Linked DNA regions of Homo sapiens: all the other regions are linked to region 2. Evidence: read pairs that join two places in POLR2A ChIA-PET (ENCODE). Cell type or tissue: Panc1. All regions are shown on one strand. Each heading gives the region's core, and the rest is flanking DNA. Links, peaks and the distances in the headings are about the cores only. Region 1 has its middle 8.9 kb from the start of DCTN4. Region 2 holds the start of MYOZ3-AS1 (MYOZ3 antisense RNA 1). Region 3 overlaps CAMK2A (calcium/calmodulin dependent protein kinase II alpha).

Region 1 (10,161 bases), core at 1,979-6,978, 97 kb after region 2:
AAGACCTGTGTCATTGTTAGGGAGTGAGCACGGGGGAGGGGTTTGGGGGATGATGTCCCAGAGTTAATGGGGGCTGGGGGTGCACTCATGTAGGATCTCAAAGGGCATTTAAAGGATGTTGAATTTTTCTCTGAAGGGAATGTGGAACCATTGCAGGATTTCAAGCAGAGCAGTGATGTGATCTAACCCACATTTTACAAGGGTCATTCCTGACATCGTTTTGGAAATGGACTGTAGAGAGACAAGGATAGAATCAGGGCTCAGTTAGCAAATTCCAATGGTGATCCAAGCAAAAGAAGATAGTGCCATAGAGCACGGATTCTGGCTGTATTTTGAAGATAGAGCCTATGGGATTTCCTCATGCCCATAGACTGCCATGTGGGAGGGGATGGCTTGAAGTTAGGCAACAGGGAGGCCCTGGTTGGGCCAGGGGACAGTTTGTTTTTCAGTTTGACCAAATTCAGCCACTGGGGGTTTATTTCCTCAGAAATTACCAAGACTATTTCTTCTCCCTGAGGTCAAAATAAAAACATCCAGGAAAGGACTAGACACTTTTATATTTAAGAAAAAGAAATGAAGCTAACTTGTTCAGTCTCTTATTTTGTTCCAACTCACAAAGCACGGTGATGACAACACAGGAAGGCATATTTCACAAGAGGCCAGAAAAAGAGCCAATCAGTCAGTTGCTAAACACATTAATCAGATCTTCAGTGCTCCAGCTCAGGCTGAGGTGATGCTGGTGTGGGAGAGCCCAGCCCGTTTGGAATGGGGCCAAGGACTCTCCACAGTAGCTTCTCCCCTTGCTGTGAAGGTAAAATGCGTTAATACAAGTAAAGTGGGTAGAGGGCAGCACGCTGTCAGTAATATCAGTGGTATGTAAGTATTGGTTATTAGGCCACGGAGTATGGCCCAATCCCCTCATTAACAAGTGAGAAAACAGGTTCAGAGAGAGGAATTCATTTGTCTAAAGTTACACTGGCTCTCCAGCTTTACTTCTGAGCAGCACTAAGTTGGCTTCTTAAAAAAATTGTTTTGGACAATTGGGATTTCCAGTGTTGCCCCTCTTACAATTTATTCCTGGGAAGTTCTTTTAGACTTTCAGCTGTCTCATCTGAGAGCCTTCCTGTCCTCACAGGGAAGTTTAATGGGAAATTTTGTTACTCTTGAGCACTGGTGGAAGTGAGCCTCCAAGCTGGCCATCAGTGGCCACTGCCTTCTGGTGTTTCTACCCTTGTGTACCAGGGTTGGTCTGTGTGACCAACAGCATATGACAGAAGTGATGGGATGACACTTCCGAGACTAGATTATAAAAGACTGTGTCTTCTGTATTGGGCCCTCTCTTGCTGGAGCTCTCTCTGTCTGAAACACACACACACACACACACACACACACACACACACCCTTTCTCTTGTATCATTTGTTTGGGAGAAGCAGGCTGCCATTTTGTGAGCAACCCCATAGCAAGGCCTGTGTGGCAGGAAACTGAAGCCTCTGGCCCACAGCTGTTGAGGACTAAGGCCTGCCAGCAACCAGCGAGTGAGCTCAGAGGTGGATTCTCCAGCTTCACTTGAGTATAGAGATCATTACAGACCCAGATGACAGCCTGACTGCAAACTTGTGAGAGACCCTGAGCTAGAACCACCCAGGTTAGCAACTCCTGGACTCTGACCCTCAGAAACTGTAAGATAAAAAATGTTTATTTTAAGCTGCTAAGTTTGGGGATACTTTGTTCTTTCCTTACCACCACCATAACAGTTAACCTCTGCCACACTGTATACTTCTCTTTCCATCTCTGCCCCCTCCACTGTCCTAGTCATGGCCTCATGCCCTCCCCACATGTCCCCATAACCAACTGTCTTCTCTGAGGTCAAACCCAGAAGTTATCAAACCAGCTGAATCAGTCACAGTACCAACAGGAAACAGATGGCGGGCTAAAATTGATAATTTGAAGAAAGTTTAATATAGGAACTATTTGTGGAATTGTGGGTGGGGTGGAGAGCAATGAAAAGGAAGGAACACTGCAGTTCACAGGGTTAGTAAAGGTGGGTGCTGTTTATGGCCTGAGGCCTGAAGACGCAAGGGTGGGAGCAGTTACTGTACTCTGGAGACAGACAGAGCTGTGTGAAGAGGGTCCCCTAACAGGAATTGGGCCACAGAGCCAGCCTTGCAGCCCCTGGGGTGAGGGTGGGGGTAGAATGCAAAACACCTCAGCTCCTGCTGGTGCTTCCCGCTTAGATGAGCCCACCAGAAAACTAGACATCAAGGAAATCTATCTTAGTTTCCCTCAGAAGCAGATTGTGGGATAAGGGTTTAAGTGCAAGTCATTTATTTGAGAGGTTCAAAGGTTCAGGGTATACCAGTAGGGAACTGAGGAAGTGAAATAAAGAAGAGAAGACAGCTGGTATGATTGTGTTATTAAGCCAGCTATCATAGTGGGTGACTGGAGCCTAGTCCCACAGAGAAACTCTGGAAACAATGTAAACACACCTCTCAGAATTATTTCACTGAAGGGTGAGGGAGTTGGGATATTTATACTCCTAAAGTCTTTGGTTGAGGGCTGCTCCTGGAGAAAAGGGTTAATTCCTGGATACTTTTGGACTGACAGACCAACCTTCTGTGTTTCTGGGAAAAGCCCTCAGACACAAAGATACAGATACTGGCAATTGGAAGTCTGTGAAACATTGAGGTGGAGAAGGCCTAAGAGATTTGCGCAGGGATTGGCAGTGTCTGCTACCAGGCCCACTGATGGGATACATTCAGATGAACCTCCCATTCACAAGGCAGGATGGAGAACTGTGCAGAGGGTGAATCTGGAAGCAAAAATGAAACTTAAGTGCATGCTTAAAGTTAATAAGTAAAACTTATTAATACTCTCTTAAATAGAAATACACTGTATAGGTTTCAAAACAGTATTTTTTCCCTTTTATTCTCACAGTTACTCTACCCTCTCTTGTAACCATGTAGCTAATTGTCTGATTCTGCTTGTGCATTATGCAGTGTGCATTGCAATTCTGATTGTGCCTGTGCATCTCACTGTGCCTTACCTAGGTCAGTAATTACTCCATTTCAATGAGCAGAAAAAGAGGCACAGAGAGGACCTAACTCAATAAGAGTCATTCAGATGCAAGACATTTAGCATCAGTTCTTTTACTTCCTGTTGGGTAATCTTAGAAAAGTTAACATATCCTCTTTGGGCTTCTGTTTTCTGATGTGTAAAATAGGGGTTAATAACATTTTCACCCTAGAATTGTTTTAAGGACTAAGTAATATAATGCACATAAAATCTTTGCTATACAATAAATGCTAAATAAGTGTTTCGTTCAAGTAAATATTCTTTTTTGAAAAATATAGGCAAAGGCATATAAATATTTGAGACGAAAGTTTACTTCAAAAATTTGAACAGAGATATCTTCTGGTAATAGACACTCTATTATCTCTAGCTACATGACTGTGTAATAATTGAACACTTTGGAATTAAGCCATGAGAATTGATTCAAATAATTATAACCACACTAATGAGACCATATGACTATCACTCCACTTCAAAGCTATAAAACAGAACGCTTCCATTTCCTCTTCTTTCTCCCTGTCTGCTTAGCACTTTGTTTTATCTCAAATTCCACATGTTCGAGAAGTTTCATCATTTCACCATCCTTCCTTATCATTAATTCAATGAAGGCTTTCAGCCATAATACAAAAGTTTTAATTAAAATAAAAATTCCTGTATCTTATGTTCAGGCTAGAAGGTTATTTCTTTTGAGTTAGCAAGTGAGTGGAGCTACCCCCAAAGAGTAAGAAGGCATTTTGCCCAAGGATTTATAGAACAAACAGAACTTTGGGAATTTTTTCAGGAAGAAAGGGGAAGAGAGGGAGACTAGTAATTTCAGGAGTCCTGGTGCTTATTGCCTGACTTTTGGGAAGACCCGAGCTGTTTAGGGGCCTGTAAGTGAGAAACTAATGTCTGAGCCAGGACAGATTCATCAGTGAAACAAAATAGATCACCCTAACACAGGTATGCTTTTAATTAAAAACTGTAGTAATCTTAAGATCCTTGAGCCTTAGCTTTAAAAAAGTTTTGGAGGTGCAAGTGACTACAGAGAACATTTAACTGAACTATCTTCTTTTCACTTCTGGAGCCTGAAGATATAGAAAGAAGAAGGGACTTCCTCAAGGTCACATAGCAAACTAGCGACAGAGCCAGGACTAGAAGTCATGGTTTAGTACTGTTTAGTGCCAGTTTAGTACCATTACCTTGTGCCAGTGACACACTCCTTGCCCCCATACCCCAGTCTTCCACCGCCTCAATGAAAACCTTCTGCGATATCTCTCTGCTCCCATACCTCCAGTGTTAGGGAACCCATGACATCCCAAGAAAGCCTGTTCTGTCCAATTTCGGACAGCTCTTTAAAAAAATTCTTTCTTTGGGTGAACTGAGATTTGCTTCTTCTCAGCTGACACTCTCTGATTCTAGGTCGGCTCCCTCTGTCCCAGGCATACTTCAGAGGTTTGCTCAGATTCCCCATTGCCTACATGAGTCCTCCCATCTCTAGACTAAACATCCTATTGTCTTACAATTCTATTCTGTTTTTGGCTGCAGTGATCTATGATTGTGCCACTGCACTCGAGCCTGGGTAACAGAGCAAGACCTTGCCTCTTAAAAAAAATCAGTGAACTTTGAGCAAAGCAGATTATCCTCCATAATGTCGGTGGACCTCATCCAATCAATTGAAAGCCTTAAGAAAAAGATAGACCTTCCCTAGGAAGGGGGAATTCTGCCAGCAACCTGCTTTCAGACTCAAGATGCAACATCAAGTCTTCCCTAGGTTTCTAGCCTGCTGGGCTACCCTGCAGATTTTGGACTGGCTAGCCTTTACAATCATGTAAGCCACTTTCTTAAGAATCAATCTCTCTTTCTTGTTCTCTCTCTCTCTACACACACACACACACACACACACACACACACACACACACACACACACACAGTGGTTCTGTTTCTCTGGAGAACTCTCTGAGTTAATACAATAGTTTTTCAAGCATACGACTTTGCCTTCGGCACAACTTCAGAACTGGAAAGAGAAGTCTTGGTTGACCTCTGGTCATCCTATCATTCATTTATTCATTCATTCAACTAGTAGAGCACTTATTCTGCACCTAGGTGCAGGTGATAGAAAGGAAAATATCGTAACCAGAAATTTGAACTTAGGGAGGACTTTGATAAAACCAGACCCCACTCAAAATTATTAGTGCAGAGTGGCAAAGAGCTTAGGCTCAGTAGTCAAGCTGTCCTGGGTTCATAGTCTGGCTCTAACAATTGTCAGCTGGTAGCCTTGGCTAGTCACTCAGCCTCCCTGAGCCTCAGTTTCCACATCTGTAAAAGGGAGAATTTGGATTAGATTGTTTTTAATTTTCCCTTTAGTTTTGGACATGCAGTGTTTCAATTTAGTGAAAATGCAGGAAGGAAAGAATTGTACATAGTATGAAGGCTCTACTCTAGGGCCTAGGGAAAAATCCTATATATGATCATGTCATTCATATATATTATCTATTCAAATAAGTAATATTTACTAGACACATGTTCTTTCACATTCATGATTTCACTTGTTTCTATTTCATCCTCATTGAAGCTGCTTCAGTTAGGCAGTAGCATTCACATTTTGTGGAAGGGAAAACAGAGGCTCGTAGACATTAAATACTTCATCCAAGGTCACCATAAGTGCCAGAACCAGGATTCAAACTCAATTTTCAAAAATTCTGAACTACATGATCTTGCATTACCTCCTTTTGCCTGGCAATTCTTGACAGTTGGGAAGAATGGCATGAGTTCAAGAACTCTGAAATCTGTTTTAGCATTGTGTTCTCTTCAAATAGTTTGTCAAAGTATAGTCTTCAAGCTGGTGTGGTGGCTCATGCCTGTAATCCCAGCACTTCGGGAGGCCAGAGTGGGCGGTTCGCTTGAGCCCAGGAGTTCAAGAACAGCCTGGGCAACATGACAAAACACCATCACTACAAAAAGTAAAAAATAAAAAAGTATAGTTTCAAAATATTAAAAATATAATTTGTATACATATACATAGAAAGCATGGATCAAAGTTTTATTTAGATGTTTAATGAAGGAACCAGTAGGATGACAAGGAATGCTAAAATAAAATTAATAGGTTAGATGCAAAATTGGTTAATTACCTACAGGGCAATAAAATCATAACCTTTGGGGTTATCTTTTCTATGAGACAGAAATCATTTGTATCTCTACTGGATGGTACAAGCTAAAACAAGGAAGAAACCACATTTGTACCATATCAAACTTTCTAAAGTTAACATGTAACTTTACGGGGTTGTAAAATGTCTGGACCCCAATTAATAGTAAATAGTCAATCAAACAAAGATCCATATCCTTAGAGAGTCAGATGGTCCTTTAGAGCACACTAGGTCATGCTCTAGTGTGATGTCAGCAGGACATGTAGTCATCCTTTTGGTGTATTTCCAAATTTCTGGATGATTTTTCTTATCAATCCACCTCTATAATCACAAACTTCAAAAATTGTGATCACAAAGATGACTGATTTCATTAGAGGATATTTGGCCTAATTCATTTGCACAGAAGCCTCATTGTTGTATGGCCAGCAAATCTAGAGCTATATGCTTCTGAGCAACTATTACAGCCAGATAATTAGCTTCCACTGGAGATTTCACAAGGAGCTAGGGTTAAATTTTCAATACCCAATATCATTCCAAAGATATTCTCAACTAGATTGAGATATAGTTCACATGTTATACAATTAATTCATTTAAAGTGTACAATTCAATGGCTTTTAGCATTTACAGATTTACACAACCATCACTACAATCAATTTTTGAAGATTTTCATTACCCCAGAAAGAAATACCAGTCTTTAGACATCACCCCACATTCCCTTTACTACCCCTACCACTAGGAAACCACTAATCTTTCTATCTCTATCGATTTGCCTGTTTTGGATATTTCATATAGATGGAATAATAGAATATACAGCCCTTTGTGACTGGCTTCTTTCTTTTTAGCATACTGTTTTTAGGGTCCATCTATCTTGAAGCCTGCATCAGTACTTTTTGTTATTGCTAAGTAATATTCCATTGTATGGTCATGCAGACTTACTCTAAGAGTCCAACTTTATTCTTTTGAACTTTTTTCCCTTTATTCTATTGATGTGATATATTACATTGATTTTTGGATGTTGCATTCCTGGGATAAGTCCTACTTGGTCATGTTTTATAATCCTTGTATAATTCTGGATTTGATTCGTTGGTATTTTGTTGAAGATTTTTGTGACAATATTCATAAGACACATTGGTCTGTAGTTTTCTTTTCTTGTGATATGTTTGTCTTATTTTGGTATCAGCATAATACTGTGAAAGGAAAATATCTTGGGCCCCCAAAATCACTAAGGAAAACTCAAGCTGGAAACTGCTTAACGCAAACCTGCCTCCCATTCTATTCAAAGTTATCCCTCGCTAGGCATGGTGGCTCACACCTGTAATCCCAGCACTTTGGGAGGCTGAGGCGAGCAGATCACCTGAAGTCAGGAGTTCAAGACCGGCCTGGCCAATATAGTGAAACCCTGTCTCTACTTTACCAAAAATACAAAAAATTAGCTGAGCGTGGTGGCGTGCACCTGTAGTTCCAGCTACTCAGGAGGCTGAGACAGAAGAATCACTTGAAGCAGGGAGGCAGAGGTTGCAGTGAGCCGAGATCGCACCACTGCACTCCAGCCTGGGTGACAGAGCGAGACTCTGTCTCAAAACAAAAATGAAAACAAAAAACCCCACAAAGTTATCCCTCTTCTCATTGACATAGATGCATATCTGATTGCCTCCTTTGTAAAGGCGAATAAGAAACGCAAAATAAAGCAACCATTTGTGTCTCACCTATCTGTGACCCGGAAGCTCCATCCTGCTTTGAGTCTTCCTGCCTTTGCTTCAAGTTGTCCCACCTTTCCAGACTGAATATACTTCTTACATATATTGATTGATGTCTCATGTCTCCCTAAAATGTATTAAACCAAGCCACGCCTGACCACCTTGGGTACATGTCGTCAGGACTTCCTGAGGCTATGTCATGGGTGCGTCCTCAACTTTGGCAAAATAAACTTTCTAAATTAACTGAGACCTGTAGCAGATTTTCTGGGTTGACAAATGGATTGGGAAGTGTGCACTCCTTTTCTGTTATTTGGAAGAGTTTGTGAAGAATTGGTGTGAATTCTTCTTTAAATGTTTAGTAAACTCACTGGTGAAGCCATCTGGTCCTGGACTTTTAAAAACAATTACCAGTTTAATCTTTTCATTTGTTATGAGTCTATTCAGGTTTTCTGTTTCTTCTTGAGTGAGTTTTGGCAGTTTGTGTCTTTTCTAGGAATTTGTCTACTTCCTCTAAGTTAGTTAACTGATTGTCAAAGAGTTATTAATAGTATTTCCTTGTAATTCACTTTATTTCCAAAAGGTCAGTAGTAAAGGCCCCATTTCCATTTCTGACATCAATTTCATAAATTACTTTTAGTAATTTGGATCTCAGTCTTTCTTGTTCGGTCTAGTTAAAGGTTGGTCAATTTTGTTGACCTTTTAAAAAAATCAACTTTTTGTTTTCTTGGTTTTCATGTTTTTCTATTCTCTATTTTGTGGATATGCATTCTAATCCTTATTATTTTCTTCCTTCTAATTGCTTTTGGTTTAGTTTTCTCTTCTTTTTCCAGTGTCTTAGGTGATAGGTCAGGTTGTTGATGTGAGATCTGTCTTCTTTTTTAATGCAGGCATTTATAGCTATACATTTTCCTCTACATGCTGTTTTAACTACATCCTCTAGCTGCATCACATAGCTGTGTCTTGATTTTCATTCACCTTAAAGTACTTTATAATTTTTTGTGTGATTTCTTCTTTCATACACTGATAGTGTGTTGTTTTATTTTCATATATTGTTAATTCCCCAAATTTCTTTCCATTCTTGATTTCTGATTTCACTCTATCATGATTGGAGAATATACTTTGTAAGATTTCAGTCTATTTAAATTTATTGCAATTTGTTTCATGGCCTGGCATATTTCCAATTCTCGATAGTATTCTATGTACATGTGAGAAAAGTATGTATTATTCGTTGTTTGGTAGAGTGCACTATAGATGTGTTTTAGGTCTAGTGTGTGTGTATGGTATTGTTCAATTCTTCTATTTTCTTGTTGATCTTCTGCCTGTTTGTTCTATACAATATTGAAAGTTAGGTATTGGGATCTTTGACAATTGTTAAATTGTCTACTTCTTCCCTTAATTCTATCAATCTTTATGTTATTTTTTCTCTTGTTAGTGCGTATATTTATAATTGTTATAATTTCCTGATGGATTAACTCTTTAACATTATCAAATGTGCCTCTTTATCTCTAGTAACGTTTGTTGTTGTTGTTTTTTGAGACAGAATCTCACTCCGTAACTCAGGCTGGAGTGCAGTGGCATGATCTCGGTTCGCTGCAATCTCCACCTCCCGGCTTCAAGCAATTCTTGTGCCTCAGTCACTTGAGTAGCTGGGGTTACAGGCATGTACCACCATGCCTGGCTAATTTTTGTATTTTTAGTAGAGACAGGGTTTTGCCATGTTGGCCAGGCTGTCCTCGAACTCCTGGCCTCAAGTAATCTGCCCACCTCAGCCTCCCAAAGTGCTGGGATTACAGGCATGAACCACTGCACCAGGCCTTTTTGTTTTACTTTTTCTATTACTGATATAGCCACTTTGGCTTTCTTTTTTAAAAACCAGTAACATGGTCATTTATTATTACTATTATCAAGTATTATGTACTGTACATAATTGTATGTGCTATACTTTTATATGTCTGGCAATGCAGTGGGTTTGTTTAAACCAGCATCACTACAAACACATAAATAATGTGTTGTGCTATCATGTTACAATGGCTACGATGTCACTAAGTGATAGGGATTTTTCAGCTCCATTATAATCTTTATTTTTACTTCAGCTTTCCTATGGTTGCTGTTTGCGTTATATATATGTATATATATATTTTTTATCCTTTCTTTTGCTTTCAATCTATTTATATCTTTGAATCTAAAGTGTGCCTCCTGAAGACAGAATATAGGTTGGATCTTGTTCTTTGCATTTTTTAAAATCCAATCTGATAATCACTGCCTTTTG
Region 2 (10,044 bases), core at 3,836-8,835:
GCTAAGGTACTGACTAAAGACAATTTTGAAACAAAAGTAGGAAGAAAAAATAAATCTCATAATCTCACTACCTAAAGACGGCCACTGTAAAGTAAAAGTTATAAAAATGTTTACCATCATTGCATGCTTACTATGTGGCAGATACTTTGCTAAGAGAAAAGTATCCTTTATGCTTTGTGTCATTTCATCCCCACCACAACTCCCTAAGTTAGATATTCTCCTCATTTTGGAAATGAGAATATTGAGGCTCAGAGGAGCAGGTGATCACATCTGGTAGGTGGTAGAGCTGCAATTTGACTCCAGGTCTCTTTGTCTTCAGAGCTGTTTCTTTATTACATGGTTACAATGATAATACATCACTTTTTAAAAAAAAAATTCACTTGCCATTGACTTGGCATACATTAAAAAAATTTGTTTAATTCAGACAAAACAGACATGAACGGCTTTGAAAGTTCATCATAATGGAACCATCTGGAGATAACCACTGTTAACATATTTATGTAAATTCTTGTTCTGTTCATATATGAATGTCTTTATATAAACATACATACACATGGGCTAAATACTATATGCTATGTTCTTTGGCTTTTTTTTTTTTTCATTTAGCAGCATTCCATCCTAGTATGATTTATCTCACGCCTTCCTTCCCCGTGCTTACCAGCTTTCTGCTGTTTGGACACGTCATGTGTGTTTAACCATCCCCTGATGAGGGTTGTCTGGGGTGAGATCCTTCGGGGCAGAACAGAGGAGCCTTGTGCAAGTGACTTATTGAGAACGTGCTCTCGGAAGGGAAGGAGGAATGCAGCCTAGGGTGGGGTACTGCTGAGCGAGGATGTGGGCTCAGCGGCTGTCCAGTTCAGTGTGACCCCGCGGGGAGCTCTCGAGCATGAATTGCTCCACAGAATTCATCCCACCTGAGGCAAGGGCGCTGTGGAGCATCCATTCCACTGGCAGTTCTCTGTAGAAGGTGGTGGTGTGAACTCTTAGCCACTAATAAGGGGCATCTGGCAGCATCCACCACGAGACTGAGTCCCAGTTTTCACAATTTTAAACCCCACTGCAATAAACATTCTTATACATGTATCTTTGGACATATTTATTCAACTTTTTCCCCGAGAATAAATTCCTAGAAATAGAAATACTCAGTCAAATAGATTTTATCTTTTTTTATTTTTTAATAGAGACAGGGTCTTGCTATATTGCCCAGGCTGGTCTTGAACTCCTGGGCCCAAGCAATCCACCCACTTTGCCCTCTGCAAGTGCTGGGATTATAGTTGTGAGCCACTGTGCCTGCCATTTTTTTTTTTTAAATATTGAGCTCAGCTGGGGGAGGTGGCTCACGCCTGTAATCCCAGCACTTTGGGAGACTGAGGCAAGCGGATGACCTGAGGTTGGGAGCTCGAGACCAGCCTGACCAACATGGAGAAACCCCATCTCTACTATAAATACAAAATTAGCCAGGCGTGATGGTGCATGCCTGCAATTCCAGCTACTCGGGAGGCTGAGGCAGGAGAATCGCTTGAACCCGGGAGGCAGAGGTTGCAGTGAGCCGAGATCATGCCATTGCACTCCAGCCTGGGCAACAAGAGTGAAACTCGTCTAAAAAAAAAAAAAAAAAAAGAACAATATTGAGCTCAGCTCATCTGTATAGTATTTCAGAATATGATACTGAGGGTGCTTTATTATGTATTTAGGTATAACTATTCTTTTATATTTTTAAGTAGGCAGTACACTTTCTTGTTAAAAACAGTTACAACAAAACAGTGTAAACAATTTCCAACCCTCCTCCTTTATATGTCCCATGGTCACTGCTGTGGTGACATGTCTCCTTGGCATGTCTCCTTGCAGATTTTTCAATGCATGCAAAAACACATACTTATTTTTTAATATAGAAATGGGGGCCGGGCGCGGTGGCTCACACCTGTAATCCCAACACTTTGGGAGGCTGAGGCGGGCAGATCACTTGTGGTCAGGAGTTTGGGACCAGCCTGGCCAACATGGTGAAACCCCATCTCTGCTAAAAATACAAAAATTAGCCGTGCGTGGTGGCTCATGCCCATAGTCCCAGTTACTTGCGAGACTGAGGCAGGAGAATCACTAGAACCCAGGAGGCAGAGGTTGCAGTGAGCCGAGATTGCACCACTGCACTCTAGCCTGGGCAACAGAGCAAGACTCTGTCTCAAAAAAAAAAAAAAAAAATATATATATATATATATACACACACATATATATAAAATATAGTTATATAATATATAATATAAATGGGATCTTAGAATACCTATTCTTCTGAATCTTACTTTCCCCTCCAATTAATTTATACTGGATTTCTTTTTTTCTTTTTTTTTTGAGACAGCATCTCACTCTTTTGCCCAGACTGGAGCACAGTGACATGATCTCAGCTCATTGCAAACTTCACCTCCACCTTCAAGTGATTCTTGTGCCTCAGCCTCCCAAGTAGCTGAATTACAGGCACACGCCACCATGCCTGGCTAATTTTTGTATTCTTAGTAGAGAAGGGGTTTTGCCATGTTGGCCAGGTTGGTCTTGAACTCCTGACCTCAAGTGATCCACCCTCCTCTGCCTCCCAAAGTGCTGGGATTATGGGTGTGAGCCACTGCGCCCGGCCTATAAGTGGATTTCTTTCTGTTCTTAGCACATAAAAAGTGTCCTTTATGTGTCCGTTGAAAGAATAAAAAAAAATCAGTGTCCTTTTTAGACAGCTATTTAGGATTCCATTGACTGGCATGAATCACAGCACCCAAGTGACCCCCAGTACTGCCTGGTAGCCATGTCCATCTCCCTAGTTCATTCACTATCTCATGCTACTCTCTTAATGACTTTGGCAACCCCTCTTCTCAAACCTCCAATACCTCCTTGCACAACCTCATTCTCAGCTAAAGACCTTGCTTCTTATTCCACTGAGAAAAATAGAGTAACCAGAAGAGAACATCTGCAAGCATCCTCCGCCACATCTGTCTACTTGCTTGCATCTGCACCCGTGTTTGTGGTTTTCCTTTCTGATATGGTGGATGGACTCTCCTCATACCTGCCTGGTGCCAATTCCTCTGGCTGGGCTCTGGAAACCCAGCTCTCCTGTCACTCCTGCTCAAGGACATTCCTTCAGCAATTCTCCCCTCTCTCTATTGCATTGTCAAATGTTCCCGTCAGTTAACGCACATGCTGTTATTTCTCCATTTTTACAAACAAACAAACAAACCCCTCTTGATCCCATAGCTGTCTGTAGCCAGGATCCTTTAAAGCCCAACTCTTCCAAGCAGTTGTCTATATTGTTCTTACCAATCCTCTCTTTCTCTCTTTTTGACATTTTATTAGTCAATTTCCAAAGACACATACAAGTAGGGAGTACATGGTCCCTCCTTCATTCCTAAATTTCAAAGCTAATACCAAAAAGCATGTCATTTCACCCCGCAAATTCTTCAGAATGCATCAAAATAATAAAAGGGCATTTCCTTACATGCCACAAAGATATTAGCATACTGAACAAAATTTGCAGTAATGATTTGATACCATTTAATAAGCGGTCTGTATTCAACCTTCTTCAGTTTTCTAGTTTGTTTTCATCAGCATCCAAACAAGGGCCACAGTTTTTATTTGGTTGCTATGGCTCCTAAATCTCCTTTAATCTAAAGCAACCCCTCTGCCCCTTTTTTCCATGTCACTCACTTGTTTGAAAAACCAGGCCAGTTGTCCTGTAGAATGTCCTGCGTCCTGGATTTGGCTTATCGCTTCCTCATGGTGTGGTTAAACTTGTTCTTCTGTCCATTTTCTCTTGAACCCTCTCCAGTTAGGCTTTCACACCCAAACACTCCATAGAAACTGCTTTAGTGAAAATTACCAATGACCTTGTATTGCTAAATATAATAGTGGATTTTCAGCCCTCATCTTCCTTGACACATCAGCAGCACTTGGCTCTGTTAGTCTCTCTATCATACCTGAAATGCTTTCATCATTTATTTCCAGGATGCCATCCTCTTTAGTTTCTTCCTATGTTGTGGGCTGCTCCTGCCCAGGCTCCTGGCTTGGTTCCTCCTCACCGCCTCACTGTAAATGTTGGAGGCCCCAGGCTCCGTCTCTGATCCTCTTTACCTATTCTCATTTCTTTATGATCTCATCCAGCCTCCCAGCTTAAAATACCATTTATGGAGCTGGAATATGAACGTATGTGTATCTGATTTTAGAGATGGACTAGGCAGGCCGTGCTGCCCACACAGGGCTCTCACCTGCCAAGGTCCTCACCATTCTGTCCCCTCTGTCCTGCAAAAGGCTTCCTTTGTTGGCCAAACGTGAAAGTTTGAATTTGGCTGGTAGGAAACGCACAAAGGATAGGGATGGGTCTCAAACTACTAAGAACAGCCATCACCCTGAAAATCCTCTAAATAGCTGTAAAGACTAGTTCCAACTATGAGAAAAGAAATAAATGTAACGTTCTTCATTGAAAAACAACAACAAATACCAGTAAATACCAGTAAAAGCTCATGATGCCCAACATTTCACCTCCAGGTCAGTTTTCTCCAGATTCACACATCTATCTCCCTCCTCAGCACCACTACTTAGATGCCTACAAGTCTCCTCAAACTTAGTGTGCCCAGTTTTGGAGACAATTAGCAGAGTTTGGATATGGACTAGATATTAGGTAAAACAAAAATTTGTTCACTTGGAAATGTGGAGATCTTTAACTTGTAAAGATCTTGATAAAACAAGTTACAGGCCGGGAGCGGTGGCTCACGCCTGTAATCCCAGCACTCTGGGAGCCCGAGGGGGGGTGGGGGGCGGATCACAAGGTCAGGAGTTTGAGACCAGCCTGGCCAACATGTTGAAACCCCATCTCTACTAAAAATACAAAAATTAGCTGGGCGTGGTGGTGCGCACCTGTAATCCAGCTACTCACGAGCCTAAGGCAGGAGAATTGCTTGAACCCGGGAGGCGGAGGTTGCAGCGAGCCGAGATTGTGCCATTGCACTCCAGCCTGGGTGACATCTCAAAAAAAAAAAAATTACAAAACATGTATGCTATAATTTTATTTTGGTTAAAACCTCATAGGAATATAGTCATTGAAAAAGATATGAAAGGACATACACTAAGGTGTTAATAGTGGCAGTCTCTGGGTGATAGATAATGGTATTTTTCTCTTTTTTGTCTGATATCTGTATTGTCCAACTTTCCTCAGGGCCCATATATGCTTTTTTTTTTTTTTTTTTTTTTTTTTTTTTTTGATGGAAAATCACTCTGTCACCCAGGCTGGAGTGCAGCAATGCAATCTCGGCTTACTGCAACCTCCACCTCCTGGGTTCAAGTGATTCTCCTGCCTCAGCCTCCAGAGTGGCTGGGATTACAGGCATGCGCCACCTACGCCCAGCTAATTTTTCTACTTTTAGTAGAGATGGGTTTTTGCCATGTTGGTCAGGCTGGTCTCGAACCCTTGACCTCAGGTGATGCGCCTGCTTTGGCTTCCCAAAGTGCTGGGATTACAGGCGTGAGCCACCGCGCCTGGCCCATATATGCTTTTTTATAATAATAAAAGGCTATTTTAAAGTTAAAAGAACACAGGTCTAAAACTGAACTCCTGATCTTTCCCAGAACCTTCTCCTCCCTTTGCCTTCCCCATCTCCGTGAATGGCTGCTCTATCCTTCCAGTGGCTAAGGCCAGAAACCTTGCAGTCATCCTCTCTCACTCATTGCCCATACCCATGGCTTACCTTTAAAAAATATCGAGAATCTGACCATTTCTCACTACCTCCACCATTATGGGCAAAGACCTGCATGGGGAATTCATGCAATAAACACAAATGGCCAAAGAACTTCGGAAACAGTGCTAAACTTCACTGAGCAACAAACACATGCAAATTAAACTCTGAGGTGTCATTTTTGCCCATCAGGTGGGCAAAGATTTCAAACAATCATGACACCCGGTGTCGGCAAGCTTGGTGAGAAACAGGCATTCTTACACACAGCATGCCATGCTTCGAGAGGTGGGGCCTGGAGTGTATGGGGGATGGGGTGGTGAGAGCCCGCTCTGGCCTTTCCTGGCAGTCCCTACGCTGGACCTGGGCAAGAAGCTGAGCGTGCCCCAGGACCTGATGATGGAGGAGCTGTCACTACGCAACAACAGAGGGTCCCTCCTCTTCCAGAAGAGGCAGCGCCGTGTGCAGAAGTTCACTTTCGAGTTAGCAGCCAGCCAGCGGGCGGTGAGTAAGCCACCATTGTGCTCATGGGGAAAATGAGGACCACAGAGAGCCACTGGTTAGCCTAAAGTCAAACGGTAAGCCAGGCTGAGGACTGTGATGTTCCCATCAGATTAGGCTCCTGCCTTTCAGTGTGATCCTTGAAAAGTGTTATCTTTTTAGGCATCTCTCCCTGGATACAGAACAAAGTAAACAAAGTGGATTAGGGGGTTGAGGATAAGCCGTGGAGTGAAGGGACTCTGGCTCCTACCAAAAAAAAAAAAAAAAAAAAAAAGCTAAGACAGGCATGCACTCTAGGCTAAATTTGCAGCAGGCTGGATCTAGTTTAGACTTGGGCCTGATCTAAGATGGAAAATGTAGAATGCCCTTTTTTCTTCTTCCCACCGGAGAAAGGAAAGGCCATGGAATAATCTGCTGGTGGAGAAGAAAGGCAAGAAGGGTTTTTCCCTTGGCTTCAGAAAGGCAGCAGGCAGTTCCAGATACTTCTAAGGAAGCCAGGGCTATTCCATCCACCCTCCACTTAATTTCTGGGCTAGACAGGAGGCAACTGAGAGGGAGTGATGTGGCAGAAAAATAAAGATGGCAAAACACCCGCCTTTGCTATGTGCCTAAGACAATGCTAGCTAAGCACTTTGCAGGTATCTCATTTAATGCTCATAGACCCCTCTGAGGAAGAGATCTTCATCACCATCATCCTCATTCTATCGAGAAGGACATTGAGGCTCAGGGAAATTAAGTATCTTGCCCGGACTCGGCATTACAATAGCAATTAACATATATCGAGTATTTCTCGGTCCCAGGCACTGGGTTTAGCGTTGTAAACTAGTAACTCATCCTTGTTCCCCGATGATGGGCGTTAGGATTCTTGCCTCCCCCCGACCTTTTTTTTTGGTGGAGGGAGAACCCTGGTCCCCTGCCCCGCTGAGCTTCTCTGCGGTTTATTCTACCCCCTCGTTCCCAGATGCTGGCCGGAAGCGCCAGGAGGAAGGTGACTGGAACAGCGGAGTCGGGGACGGTGAGCGTGGAGGGGAGCTCCCTGGAAGGGAAGCTGGGGGAAGGGGAGCGCGGCTGGGGGCGGGAGGTCGTCGGTGGCCTCTGAGAACCCGCCCCTGTGCCCAGGTTGCCAATGCCAATGGCCCTGAGGGGCCGAACTACCGCTCGGAGCTCCACATCTTCCCGGCCTCACCCGGGGCCTCACTCGGGGGTCCCGAGGGCGCCCACCCTGCAGCCGCCCCTGCTGGGTGCGTCCCCAGCCCCAGCGCCCTGGCGCCAGGTGAGTGGCCTCCTCGGGTCCCGGGACCAGGGCTGGGGGGCCTGAAGCATGGGTGTGCTCCCCATGGGGCAGGAAGAGCACCCAGAAGGCTAGTCCGCCCCCTTCCCCAACACACACGCGCACGCGCGCACTCCCCTCGCCAGACCACGAGCCGGAGGGGCGCCGCGCCCCAGGTCACACAGCGAGTCAGCCAAGGCCAAGACCAACCCGCGCTGCGAACTCGTGGCTTCCTCACTGCAGTCCTCCGTGTTTCCTGGGATGGGGAGGGGTCTCCTGTGCTGGAGCAACTGTGGCTTCCCATTCCCGCCGTCCTCTCCCCTAACTCCGATCTTCCCTCCTCCAACCGCGTCCGCGGAATGGGGGTGGGGCGAGGTGGGGTTGGGGGCTGAGGGTGGAAGAACGGAGGCGCTCCCTTCCCCCCGCGCCCCTAGGCTATGCGGAGCCGCTGAAGGGCGTCCCGCCAGAGAAGTTCAACCACACCGCCATCTCCAAGGGCTACCGCTGCCCTTGGCAGGAGTTCGTCAGCTACCGGGACTACCAGAGCGATGGCCGAAGTCACACCCCCAGCCCCAACGACTACCGAAATTTCAACAAGTAAGGCGGGGCGGGCAGCCCGGGGGACAGACCGGGAGGGGCGGGAAGCCAGTCACAGCCACAGCGGGAGCCTGCGTTTCCTGAGCACTTTCTGCAGGCCAGGCTCTGTCCCCAGCGCTTTCTATTCATTGACTGAGCTCTGGCTGGAACAGCGCCTCCGCACCTGGTAGGTGCTCAGTTAACGTGGGAGAAATGAAGAGTGAAGGTGCCGCACATCTTGGATATTCTCCAGGACATGGTGGGCGGGTGCTATGAGTTTTCCTGTTCTGCAGATGAAGAGGCTGCGGCTCAGGAATATGAACAACCCGGCCAAAGCCACAAAACAAGGAAGCACCGGCAGGGCCGGGATTCAGGTCTGGGTTTGTCTGACTCCAGAGCCCAGTGCCTTGTTCTCCATGGCTGCTGTGTGCTACCTCTTTGATGAACATCTAGATTTGTGTCCTTCTCTGAGGGGTCCCCAGATTTCAGCAGTTCGAGGCCAGCTCAGCTTTTCCTTTCACCAATGGCCTAGAAGAGGCCAACAAGGTAGCTTTGAGGCTGCCCCAAAGTGGAGAGTGGCAGTGAAACATTGGACGCCAGAGTGAGGGCCACAGCGCAGTGGCCTATATGGGTTTAGAGCGTGAGGCCTCCACGTGGACTTGAATGCAGACCCCAGGCCTGCCCGTGTTGACCTTGGGCAAGTGACTTAACCTCTCTGAGCCTCCATTGCCCCACCTGTAAAATGAGGGGTTTATAGTACCTGCTTCATAAAGTTGCTATGGAGATGACACGAGAAGCCATAGGTAAAGTTTCTGGCAAGTAAGACACTTGCAACAAACAATAGCTATTATTGTTGTTGTTGTTATTATTATTATTTGAGACGGAGTCTCACACTGTCACCCGGGCTGGAGTGCAATGGCGCAATCTCAGCTCACTGCAACCTCTTCCTCCTGGGTTCAAGCGATTCTCCTGCCTTAGCCTCCCTAGTAGCTGGGATTACAGGCGCCCACCACCGTGCCCGGCTAATTTTTTGTATTTTTAGTAGAGACAGGGTTTCACTATGTTGGCCGGGCTGGTCTCGAACTCCTGAACTCGTGATCCACCCGCCTTTGCCTCCCAAAGTGCTGGGATTACAGGCATGAGCCACCGCCCCCGGCGTATTATGATTATTATTTACAGCTGAGATGAAGTTTGGACAGGGGAGAGCTTGAAAGGGATACATTTACCATTCTGCACTGAGGGCCTGAAAACAAACCATAGGAATCAAGACAGGAGCTTGGCACTGGGGGAAGGCCTTGGGCTGAGGAGTGCATGTTAACTGCATTGGCTTCCTTGGTCTGGTGCTATTTTTGAATATGCTCCTCTGGTTTGGGCTGCATTTAGTGAGGAAAAGGGGAGTCCACAGAGAGGACGCCACGGTCCTGCTCTTCTGGCATTTGCTCAGACCACACGTGGAGACTGGGTCTGTCTAAGACAGACGGGTGGGCGCCAGAGCCTAGCTAGGCCTGGAAAATCAGCACATATGAGGAAGGGCTGAAGGAACTGGGGGTGATCTGCCTTGAGAAGAGACAGCTCCAGAGGGATGTGACTGCCCTCAAATATCTGAATAGGCAGAGACTTCCTGATGGGAAGAATTGGGCTTAGCATGCGCTGTGTGAGTCACGAGCCATTAACAGACATTCTGGAGTTCCCTGGCAGGCAGGACTGCCCTATCTCCTCCTGGGCCCTCAGACCCTGCCTGCCCAGTCATTTGAAACCTGCAGCAGACATTCAGTCCTGGCAGGCAGCTTCCAGGCTGGGCCACTCAGGTTGCATCTCCCACTGATCTCATGCCTCATGTATGACAGCAAGGCACATTCCCACCAGCAGAAAGAGGCTCTTAGGGAGCCCTGCATCCAGACCTCTTCTGAGGGAGAAAGACCAACTGAGGCATAGAGAAGAGAAACAGCAGTTTGGGTGGCCAAGATGTGCTCAGCTTCCAGGGTCCTGGGCTCC
Region 3 (10,161 bases), core at 2,625-7,624, 400 kb before region 2:
ACTTGCGGAGTTCGTCTCCCAGATCCACCTCTTACAAGCTATGTAGCTATGGGCAAATGACTTAACCTCTCTGAGCCTCCCTTCCAAACAGTAATGCTAATACCACTGGACTGCTATAGTCATTAATGTGATGATTCCTGTAAGCCACTTAGCACAGCACCTGGCACTAGGAAGAGTTCGATAAATGGAGATATTGTCAACTTCATCACTGACCTACCATACTTCCCTTCCCCACCACAAATCACCTACTAAACTTTCAGGTTGTCCCTAGCACAGTGCAAGTCCCCTGTGCCTTGGGGTGGCCTTCTGGCGTCTCCCTCATCTGCAGGTGGTGATGGTAGAGACAGCAGGTTACCGACCTCTCCCAAGAAGGATCTGGGAGGTAAATGCTTTGTGCACAACACAGTTGGACTGACCTGTGCTGAGCCTCACTGACCTGGTCCCCTGGGGACTGGACTGACCTGGGACCTCACTGACCTGGACCCCTGGGGAGCAGAGCAGTGGCCACACAGAAGCAGCGACCAGTAGTAACCTTGTCTAGATTGGCCAAGCAGGCTGAACAGGACTCAGTCCAGTGTCTTTAGGCACAAGCTCACCTTTCGGGTTTTGAGCCCACATCTGTACCTCTTTGCACGTCTTTGGGAAGATTACAATTTTGAAGGAAGATGCTTGGAGGATCAGGAAGTGCACCCTCCAAGGAACCTTCCAGCCCTGACAGCAGCTCAAAGCTCCTCTGGGGTCTTCCTGTGCTGGATGCTCAGCTCTGCTTTCCAGTCCCGCCTGCGCATCGCCACCACCCCCACTCCCATTCCCCATCCTCACTTCTCCTGCACATTCTCAGTGCCTAGCAGAGACCTTGGCATGGGGTGGGTCTACGATGCACCTGACATCAGGTGAATGAAGGAAGGAGTAAATGACTCAATGATGATGATGATGATAGCTACCATTTCTGAGCTTTTACCACACACTAGGCTTTGTGCCAAGTGCTTTACTTAACGCTATCTCATTTTACCCTCCCAACAGTCCTAGAAGGTGGGTGCTGTGATTATCCCCACTTCATAGAGGAGGATACTGAGGCTAAGAGGTTCACAGTCTGCCCAAGCTCAAACACTTAGTTAACGGCAGAGCTGAGATTGAAACCGGGTGTCTGACTGCAAACCCCATTCTCCTAACCACCATGTTATATATAATATAGTGCCTCCAGTAACCACTAAAAATCCTCATGGCCCCGAGGAATGACAATCATATGGAGTTTTAGGCAAGAAGATGTCTTCAGGCAAGGTTGTTCTGATGGAAGGTGTTGGTTGGGGAAGAGGGGGGCAGCTTAATGATAATGACTGTCATTGTGCTGTGGTCTATTTAATCATCACAATCCTATGAGCTAGTTATCATTTCCATTTTGCAGAGAAAACTGAGCTTCAAAGTGGTGGAGCTACATGTCCAGGGTCACACAGCAATGAAGCAGCAAACTCAGGATTTGAGCTGTAGTCTGTCAGCTCCAAAGCCATAACCTCCTGCTCCCCATTTTATAGCTGGGAATGAGAGGGAGAGGGAGGTGTGAACATGAGGAGGCAGTGTTGACCTGAGATAGCTGCAGTTGTGCAGCAACACACACACACATTCACACATTCACACACACTCACATACATGCACTCACACAGACATTCACACACACACACTTACACAGACTCACATACGCACATTCACACACACATTCACACACTCACACACGTGCATTCACACACTCCACACACTCTCACATACACTCACACACTCACATACACACATTCACACACACACTTACACAGACACACATTCACACACACTCCAACACTGTCACATACACACACACATACATGCATACACATACACTCACACGCACACATTCGCACTCACACTCACATTCACACACATATTCACTCACACACTCCACACACTCTCACACACTTAACACACACTCCCCTCCTTCCACTGGAGCTGGTAGCCTCCGTAAGGACCATAAGATCTTACAGTCAGAGATCACTCTCAACCCCCTCCATCACACAGCTGGGGGGTTGGGGGCCCAGAATAGGCAGGGGCTGCTGAAGGCCACATGGTGAGGACATTAGTAGGTCAGGGACCAGGGTTCAAACAGGGCTGCTCCCTGCCAACCCAGGGATGTCTCTCTGATGCTGGTCCCGGAGCCTCTGGCTGCTGTTTGTGCAGGGAAGGGGAGGTGCCTTCTGGGTATAAATAGCAGATGGAGATGCTTCTCTCTGGCAGGAGAGTTAACCCTTGGGGCCCTGGGCACGGAGAGAGGCTTCCCTGCCTTGTGAGAAGGCATGGTGGCTGTCAGAGTTGGAAGAGTCCTTAGCGATCACCTAGGCCCTGCTCCTCAGTGCGGTCTATGAGTCAGCAGGCTTGGCATCAACTCAGAGAGTGTTAGAACTGCAAAATCCTGGCCCCATCCCAGGCCCAGTGAATCCAAGTCTACCTTTTCACAAGGTGCCCAAGATGCTGGTTCAGACAGACCTTCCCTCAGAGGATGGGGGGAAGTGATTCAGAGAGGGCAGTGCTCCTGCCCAAGGTCCCACAGCAATTCCCTGACAGAATTAGCCCTCAAAGCCACACTTCCTGCCCTCATGACTCAGCACCCTCATAGGCAGGGATCAGCCCCCCAATTGCACAAGGGCTGAAGAAGGGGGGCCAGGCAGCGAGGTGTTGTTTCAGAGCCCATCCCCACGGGTTCTGCTGCCCTGGCTCTGTCCCAGCCTGCCATGGCCCAGCCTCTCCATGCAGCCTGTGCCCGGCCTGTGGGCCAGGGCCTGAGTTGGAGCTTGACCCTGTAGGCAGGCAGGTGCCAGGTCGACGGAGGAGGGCAGGGCCACGGTGCCAGGCTGAATCGGCATGGGTGTGGGTATGGGGAATGGGCCACAGCGGTCAAGGCCAAGCATGTCCCCCTGGCCTATTTTCATCTCTCCCAGAGCTTTAGAAGTTTTCCTGAAACAGCTTTTCCGGAGGCTGCCGGCAGTGTGGGATGGGAGGAAGGGCCTTTCTTCACCTTCCCCCGAAACAAGCTGGCTCTGAGGAATGTGGAAACCATTAAAGACGCCCCCTTTCCCATCTCTGCTGCCTCCATCCCCAGAGAAGAGAGCAGCTGCTCTCCACCCAACCCGCAAACACCCACGTGCCAGGGTGGGCAGGGGAGCAGGGCCTGGCTCCCCTGCGCCCCTCTCATCCCACAAGGCTCACCGATGTTGGGGTGCTTCAGCAGGCGGCAGATGCGGGCTTCACGCTCCAGCTTCTGATGGTCTGAAACACAGAGGCTCATGTGAGTCCCCGGTGAGGAAGGAACCATTACCCTCCATCTCCCCCTTCTCAAAGCCTCGTATTATCTCCACCTCCCAGGGCAGCCCCTGGGGGCTGGGAAAGCTCACCTTCTGGCCAGGGCCTCTGAGTTCTCCAGGAAGACCATGGGGTGCAGTGGAAAGAGGAAGAGGCCTGGGTTGCAGTGACTCAAGCACATCCCTCGCCCTCTCTGGCCTCCGTTTCCATGATTCTTAAATGTGAGGCTTCTCCGAGACTCCTCCAGGCCTGTTCCTCAGGCCCTATACTCTAGCCAGACTAAATGGCCGACTTCACCTCTACAAGCAGATCCCGCTGGGCCCTCTCACTTCAGGAGAGAATTGCACATGCGGTTCTCTCAGCTTGAAACACTTACTCTACCTCCCACCTGCCGTTCACTGGCCATCACTCACTCCTACCAATCCTTAGTCTCAGGCCCCTGGCGGCAGGCAGGGGCCCATCCTCTGTGCTTTCAGAGCCCCCGAACAGCATGACCCACTCAGTCTCATGGATATCTAGTTCCTTGAGGGCAGGGACTTCGTCTCTGTTGTACCCCTGACATCTACCCAAACACCTGGCACATACTAGGTGCTCAAGAAATAACTGAATGAAGCTGGGCACAGTGGCTCACACCTATAATCCCAATACATTGAGAGGCCGAGGCAAGTGGATCACTTGAGCTCAGGAGTTCGAGACCAGCCTGGACAACATGGTGAAACCCCATCTCTACTAAAAATACAAAAATTAGCCAGGTGTGGTGGCAGGTGCCTGTAATCTCAGCTGCTCAGGAGGCTGAGGCAGGAGAATTGCTTGAAGATGGAGGTTGGAGTGAGCTGAGATCACGCCACTGCACTCCAGCCTAGGCGACAGAGCGAGACTTCATCTCAAAAAAAAAAAAAAGAAAAGAAAAGAAAAAAGAAATAACCACATGAAAGAATAAATGATTGAATGAATGTGCCTTTCTAAGGGAGTGGCTATTCTTCCAGAGGGCTGTGTTGATTCCCAGAAGCCACCTCCCTTTCAGGAGACTCTGGGACCAGGGACACAGAGAGCCCCAAAGAATCTGCAGGGGCCCACCCAGAGCTCTCCCTCCTGCCTTCTGGACTGCTGTGCAAGTCTCCTGGGGCTCCCCACACACTCGGGAGAGAGGCCTTGTTCAGGATCTGCCACTGTGGCTTCTGATTCTCCAGCTGCTGGGAACAGTGGGACACATGATCCTACTCCGTGCCCCCAAGCAATCCTGGGCTGGGACCACCACTCTCCCCATTTTATAGATAAGGAAACTGCAGCCTGAACAAGCTGAAGCCTCCGTGGTGGCAGAGCTGGAACTGAAAATGCATTTCCCATTTTCCTTTTTGGTGCTTTTTTCACAATTTGGTAGTTAACGCCTTAATTTAACAAACAAAACCATAAAAAGAAATCTCTTTTTAAAAACTCTGTGCCAAGCACTGTGCAGAGGGCTTTATATGCCTTTCAAGCCCTCACTACAATCCTTTGAGGGGGTTACTATCATTTTTCTGGCTGTCCAGAAGAGGAGACAGAGCTTCAGAGAGGTTAAGTACCTGCCCAAAGTCAATCCCGCAGTGAGCAGTGGAGCTATGATTTTTACCCAGACAGTTAGACTCCAGAGCTGGGCTTTCAATCCTGGGCTATACTGTTCTCTGTGCCCCAGCTCATAACCACTACCTCCACTTGCCCCCAATTCCCAAATAGAAAAATTAAGACCCACAGAAGGAAACTCATGCCAACACTCAGACACCGAGCCAACACTAGAACCCTGGCCCTGAATGGCCCTCTCAGAGTAGGCAGGTATGCGGGTGGGGGGGTGGTGAGAATGAAGAAAGTTCCAGCCCTTGTTCCCAGGAATCCAGCTCCCCTTTCCCCTGCCCCCTTCACTAGAGCAATCACTGGCTGTCCTCCAAGGGCTGCAGAAGCCAAAATCAATACTGAAAGGTGGCTTTTCCACCAGCAAAGCAATTAAGTCCAATTCAGTTTCCATGGCTCAACTCCCCAGCTGAAAACCAGCTGCAAGCTAGGGATAAGGAGGTGGGGCCAAGTTGGGGGGCATCCCTTGATTCCTCCTCCCTCCGTGGGCTCCTTTCATATCCTCCAGGGTAGGGGAGGCTGACTTCTGGGCAGAGGAAGGGATGCCCATCCAGAGCTGACCAGGCGGGGCCCTCCCCCTGCTCCACGTCCCATGCCCTACCCCACGTCCCATACCCTACCCCCCATCCCACCTCCAGCAGAACCAGAACTCAGGCAGGTCAAGGTCAGGCCTGTCAGAGTGGGAAGGAGGCTTCTGGCTTAGGCTATACATTCAGGAAGCAGAAGCCCCAAATCCAGAATGTTGCTGTTTTCTCCCTGTGAGTTTACCCAGGAGCAGAGAATATTGACAGGATTGAAAGAAGAAAACGCTGGCCATGCAACTGTAAACTTGTATCTGGTTACCAGACCTTATTGCTGGAAATGCTAGGAACTAATTGTATAAATCTTACATCATCTTATGCATGGTACAATTAACCTGCATTTTCACTGTTGAAAGCATTCATCCTACTGAGTGTAAACATATACATTATACAATATTTCTGGTAACTCTGTTTGCAGTGTTTTCATTTTCCAATATACAGAGAACCTTAAGACATGTAGGGACCATGTTTCTTTTGACCTCCGAGGCCGTGTTCTGTTATATAGGTGGAGAAACTGAGGCCTGTTGACAAAGGAAGAGTCCCTTTATCAAAATCACTCACCAAAATCACTCTGAAAACTCAGAGCTCTGAGGCCTCTACCCCTGCATCTTCCCCCCACTCCTCCCCTCAGCCAAGGAGCTTTTTTTTTTTTTTTTTGAGACAGAGTCTCGCTGTGTCGGCCAGACTGGAGTGCAGTGACTCGATCTTGGCTCACTGCAACCTCTGCCTGCCAGGTTTAAGCAATTCTCCTGCCTCAGCCTCCCGAGTAGCTGGGACTACAGGCACATGCCACCATGCCAGGCTAATATTTTGTATTTTTAGTAGAGACGGGGTTCCACCATGCTGGCCTGGTCAGGCTGGTCTCGAACTCCTGACCTTGTGATCCGCCCGCCTTGCCCTCCCAAAGTGCTGGGATTACCGTGCCCGGACCCACCAAGGAGCTCTTTTTAAAACATCAATTAAATCCTGTCCCTCCTTGGCTTCCAACTCTCCAACAGCTTCCCAATATACTTAGAGCACAATCCAAACTCCTCACTGGGTCCGGCCTCACCTTCCGGCCAGGAAGCTCCAGCCACACTGGCCTCCTCTCTGCCCTGACACACCAAGCTCCTTCCCACCTCAGGGCCTCTGTACCTGCTGTGCCTTCTGCCTGGAAAGCTCTTCCCTGGGTCTTCTCATCAGGCAGGCCCCGGCACAACGTCACCTCCTTAGAGAGATTCCCTGGCTGCCTTTTCTAAGCATGTCCCTCCTGCCACATCACGTCCCCATACCCTGTCTTATTTTCTTGGTTAACACTTGTCACTACCTGAAGCTACCCAGCTGACATATGTGTTTAATGTTCTTTTCAGTCTCACTGCCCAGAAAATGGGCACAATGAGAGTAAGACCTTTTCTGTTGGTCACTGCCACGTTCCCAGGGCGTGGCATAGAGCTGCTAAGCAGCTTGTCCAAGATCCCATAGCAAACAAGTGGCAGGGCTGAGATTTCAATCCATGTACATAGCTACTATACTATATTGCTTCCCATTCTAATAATTTTTTTTGAGACAGGGTCTCACTCTCATTGTCCAGGTTGGAGCACAGTGGCAGGATCACGGCTCACTGCAGCCTCTACTTCCTGGGCTCAGGTGATTCTCCCTTCTCTGCCTCCCTCTTGAGTAGCTGGGACTACAGGCACCCGCCACCATGCCCGGCTAATTTTTTATATTTTTAATAGAGATGGGGGTCTCACCATGTTGCTCAGGCTAGTCTTGAACTCCTGGCCTCAAGTGATCCTCCCACCTCCGCCTCCCAAAGTGCTGGGATTAAAGACATGAGCCACCAAACCCAGCCCCACTCTAATAATTAATTAATTGATGAATAGATCCATTGGCTCAGCAGAGTCCCATGATGGTGAGAGATCTGAGGGAAGCTAGAAGTCTTCAGCCTCCTGCCTGGGGACCTGGGGGAGCTTTCCCCAATGCCCATGATGATATCTTGGGAACCTTTTTGCTTCCTCCCCAGATGGTTGGGTCACCTCCAGGGTGTGGGGGCTAAGAGCATGGCAAGGCTCAGCAGAGCTCAGCAGGCAGAGGTGGATGGACATTCTGGGGTGAGGTCCCTGGGGCCAGACAGTCCCAGCAGGGTGGGACAGGACAGGGCAGGCCTGGAAGACCTTCAATCACACAAATGGGCAGGACTCTACCTCCAGAAGGGAGTGGACTCCCCTGGGCTCGGTGATTCTCCCTCCTCAGTCTCCCTCTTGAGTAGCTGGGACTACAGGCACCCGCCACTACGCCCGGCTAATTTTTTATATTTTTAATAGGGACGGGGGTCTCACCATGTTGCCCAGGCTAGTCTTGAACTCCTGGCCTCAAGTGATCCTCCCAACTTGGCCTCCCAAAGTGCTGGGATTAAAGACGTGAGCCACCAAACCCAGCCCCATTCTAATAATTAGTGGACTCCAGCAGGCAGGCGGCCCGAAATTCCAGCAGGAGACACACAAGCCAGGAGAGAAAAGAGACCTGAAGTCTGGGAACAGGAAGTACCTGCTCCCTGCATAGGACAGCCTGATCCTGGGAGCAAGAGTGCCAGGCAAGGGGTAGGGAGGAGAACAGGAGAGATGGGAAGCACATGTCTTGCCGTCCCCTCAGAGGCTTCCTTGCAGGGAACTGAATGACACTCTAGTGCAGGCTGGATGAGCTTGTCATGCTCCCCACCTGGTGCCCCGAGACTTGTCACTGGGGAGCCGAGGAAGTGACCCCCTCATGCTCGAGCTGGAGAGTGGGGCCTGTGGAGGTCACAGTGCCCAGGCCAGTCACCTCTAGCTGCACCAGCCTCATGCATGTGCCCAATGCGCCCTTAGAATTCTACCTCTGTGTGTGCAGTGGGGAGGACGAGCTAGGAGGCTATACAGCACCTGATGGGGGTTAACACTGAGCCTGTATTATTGTATTAGGTTGGTGTTAATAGCTACTGTTACTGATGATAGGATTTTTTTAATGCAGGGGCTTGGGCCCCACCTACTGAATCCAACTTCATGGGTGGAACTCAGGCAGCTGCCTTTTTTAAAAAGCTCCCAAAGGTATTCGGCAGGGATTAGAACAGGCAAAATTTTCACTTTTCACTTCATTTCTTCATGGTTTCTTTGAATTGTTTATACTACGAACATTTTTTAAAAGACTAGATTAAAAATACATACACAAATATATCGTGGGTTTGGGAACCGCTTGCTAGAAGAGGCTGGGCAGGGTGGGCAAAAGAAAGCCACAGCTCCCGGGAGGGTGGGCACAGCCCCTGCTGGGTGCTGCCAGAAGTCACCCAGGAGCACCAGCAGGAGATGCTTAGAGTGTGTTGCCAAATATTCAGCATTAACCCCCCCTCCCCGCCCCCGAGGCACCATGAGCGGCAAACAAAGAATCCTGCTAAAAGAAGCTTTTGCTCCTCCTCTCCCGCTGGGAAGAAAAGCGGCTGGCAGTTGGCAGACTTTTCCAGAAGGTTCCCTGATAACCTCCCCACCCCCTCAACACTCACCTAGGCCGGGCCACCTTCCTTCCAAGAGGTCAAGGACTCAACAAGTTGCCAAAGAGAGGCGGTTTGGACAGTGACTGTCTGGCATAGCCCAGGGTCTGCACTGTCCCAGGAGTGCTTAGTCACCTTCCAAAACAGGAGCCATGGCCCTTCCACCCTCCCATACACATCTGTCTCTTTTGGTCAACGTGCAAGTGTGTGTGTGAATGTGCCTCGAGAGTGTGGTGAACTAACCCGAGATCCCCAGCATCCAGGGACCACCTTGGTGCCTGACCCTCTCTCCCACTGGGGCAATCTTAACCCGTCACCCCCTGTCCCTGTTGTATCTCAGGGATTGGGACATCTCCCTTGGTTACTCAACACCCAATGCACAGAGAGGGCACCAGACTGCTGCTAGTCACACAGCAATGGCAAGGCCAATCCAGGCATCTGGCCATGAGGCAACACCTCTGCTGGCATTCCTGCCCACCCTGTCTCTAGTTCCCAGCCTTCCACAAGCTTGGACTTTTCATACTGACTGTATAGCACGTGGGGCTCCTGGTCCTTCAGAGACCCTCACCCTAACCCCAGCCACCCCCTCTGCTGATCCTCTTTGACCTGCAAGACACTGGCGGGAGGTCGGTAACTGGAAGAAAGTGCTGAGCTCCCAGCAACACTGAGCCAGAGAAGAAAGGCAGCAACACACAGTCCAACATGAGGCCTGCCGGGAGGCCTGCGGGGAGCAGCATGAGCCTCCTGTACCAGCCACTGTGAGGACTGCCACGAACCTGCACCTGCTGGGCCCTGGCCCCACACAGCTGCGCCTATCAAACACCTGGACACTCTGCCAGCCCCTCACACAACATCTCCCGCACTGCACAAACCATGGATTGTACAGCCCATACCTGCACCCACCTCACCCAACAGAATTCCCTCCACCACCAGGCGGTCCCAAGGAAAGCTTATACACCATTTCATTCAGGGTGGGGACTGGCCTCTCTGAAGATAACCCTTTCCAACACACTGACCATGGTTACCACCATCACTGTCTCAAACACAGAGTAATGGCAAGAAGCGCATCTCCTGGGCAGGCTTTCCAAATTTTAACGTCCACAATCACCCCGGTGTCTTGTTAAAATGCAGATTCAGATTCTTCAAGTCTGG

What was found. Peaks named below come from ENCODE experiments on the same cell type or tissue, not always from the same donor. Only the 100,000 strongest peaks of a DNase experiment are listed, where the experiment ranks them.
Region 1: POLR2A ChIA-PET joins it to region 2 with 6 read pairs; 7 of 35 experiments call an interaction of 5 or more read pairs at or near these places.
Region 3: POLR2A ChIA-PET joins it to region 2 with 7 read pairs; 2 of 35 experiments call an interaction of 5 or more read pairs at or near these places.

Annotation. Positions count from the first base shown.
Region 1 is chr5:150,762,843-150,773,003 of GRCh38, forward strand. No RefSeq gene overlaps it. Among named protein-coding and RNA genes, the nearest start is that of DCTN4, 8.9 kb to the left of the region's middle. In Panc1, for the core only: no CTCF peak of the experiment used is centred there; no DNase peak of the experiment used is centred there.
Region 2 is chr5:150,664,433-150,674,476 of GRCh38, forward strand. MYOZ3 (myozenin 3) reads left to right here. Exons shown (of 7, transcript NM_001122853.3): 3 at 6,052-6,206; 4 at 7,165-7,218; 5 at 7,323-7,476; 6 at 7,908-8,070. MYOZ3-AS1 (MYOZ3 antisense RNA 1) reads right to left here and starts at 8,037. Exons shown (of 4, transcript NR_186487.1): 1 at 7,684-8,037; 2 at 5,718-5,777; 3 at 3,685-3,840; 4 at 1,082-1,599. In Panc1, for the core only: no CTCF peak of the experiment used is centred there; no DNase peak of the experiment used is centred there; H3K4me3 peaks cover 1,782 bases; H3K27ac peaks cover 672 bases.
Region 3 is chr5:150,261,725-150,271,885 of GRCh38, forward strand. It overlaps CAMK2A (calcium/calmodulin dependent protein kinase II alpha), which reads right to left. Exons shown (of 19, transcript NM_015981.4): 3 at 3,232-3,291. Among named protein-coding and RNA genes, the nearest start is that of CAMK2A, 23 kb to the right of the region's middle. RefSeq lists an enhancer at 2,964-3,499. In Panc1, for the core only: no CTCF peak of the experiment used is centred there; no DNase peak of the experiment used is centred there; H3K27ac peaks cover 834 bases.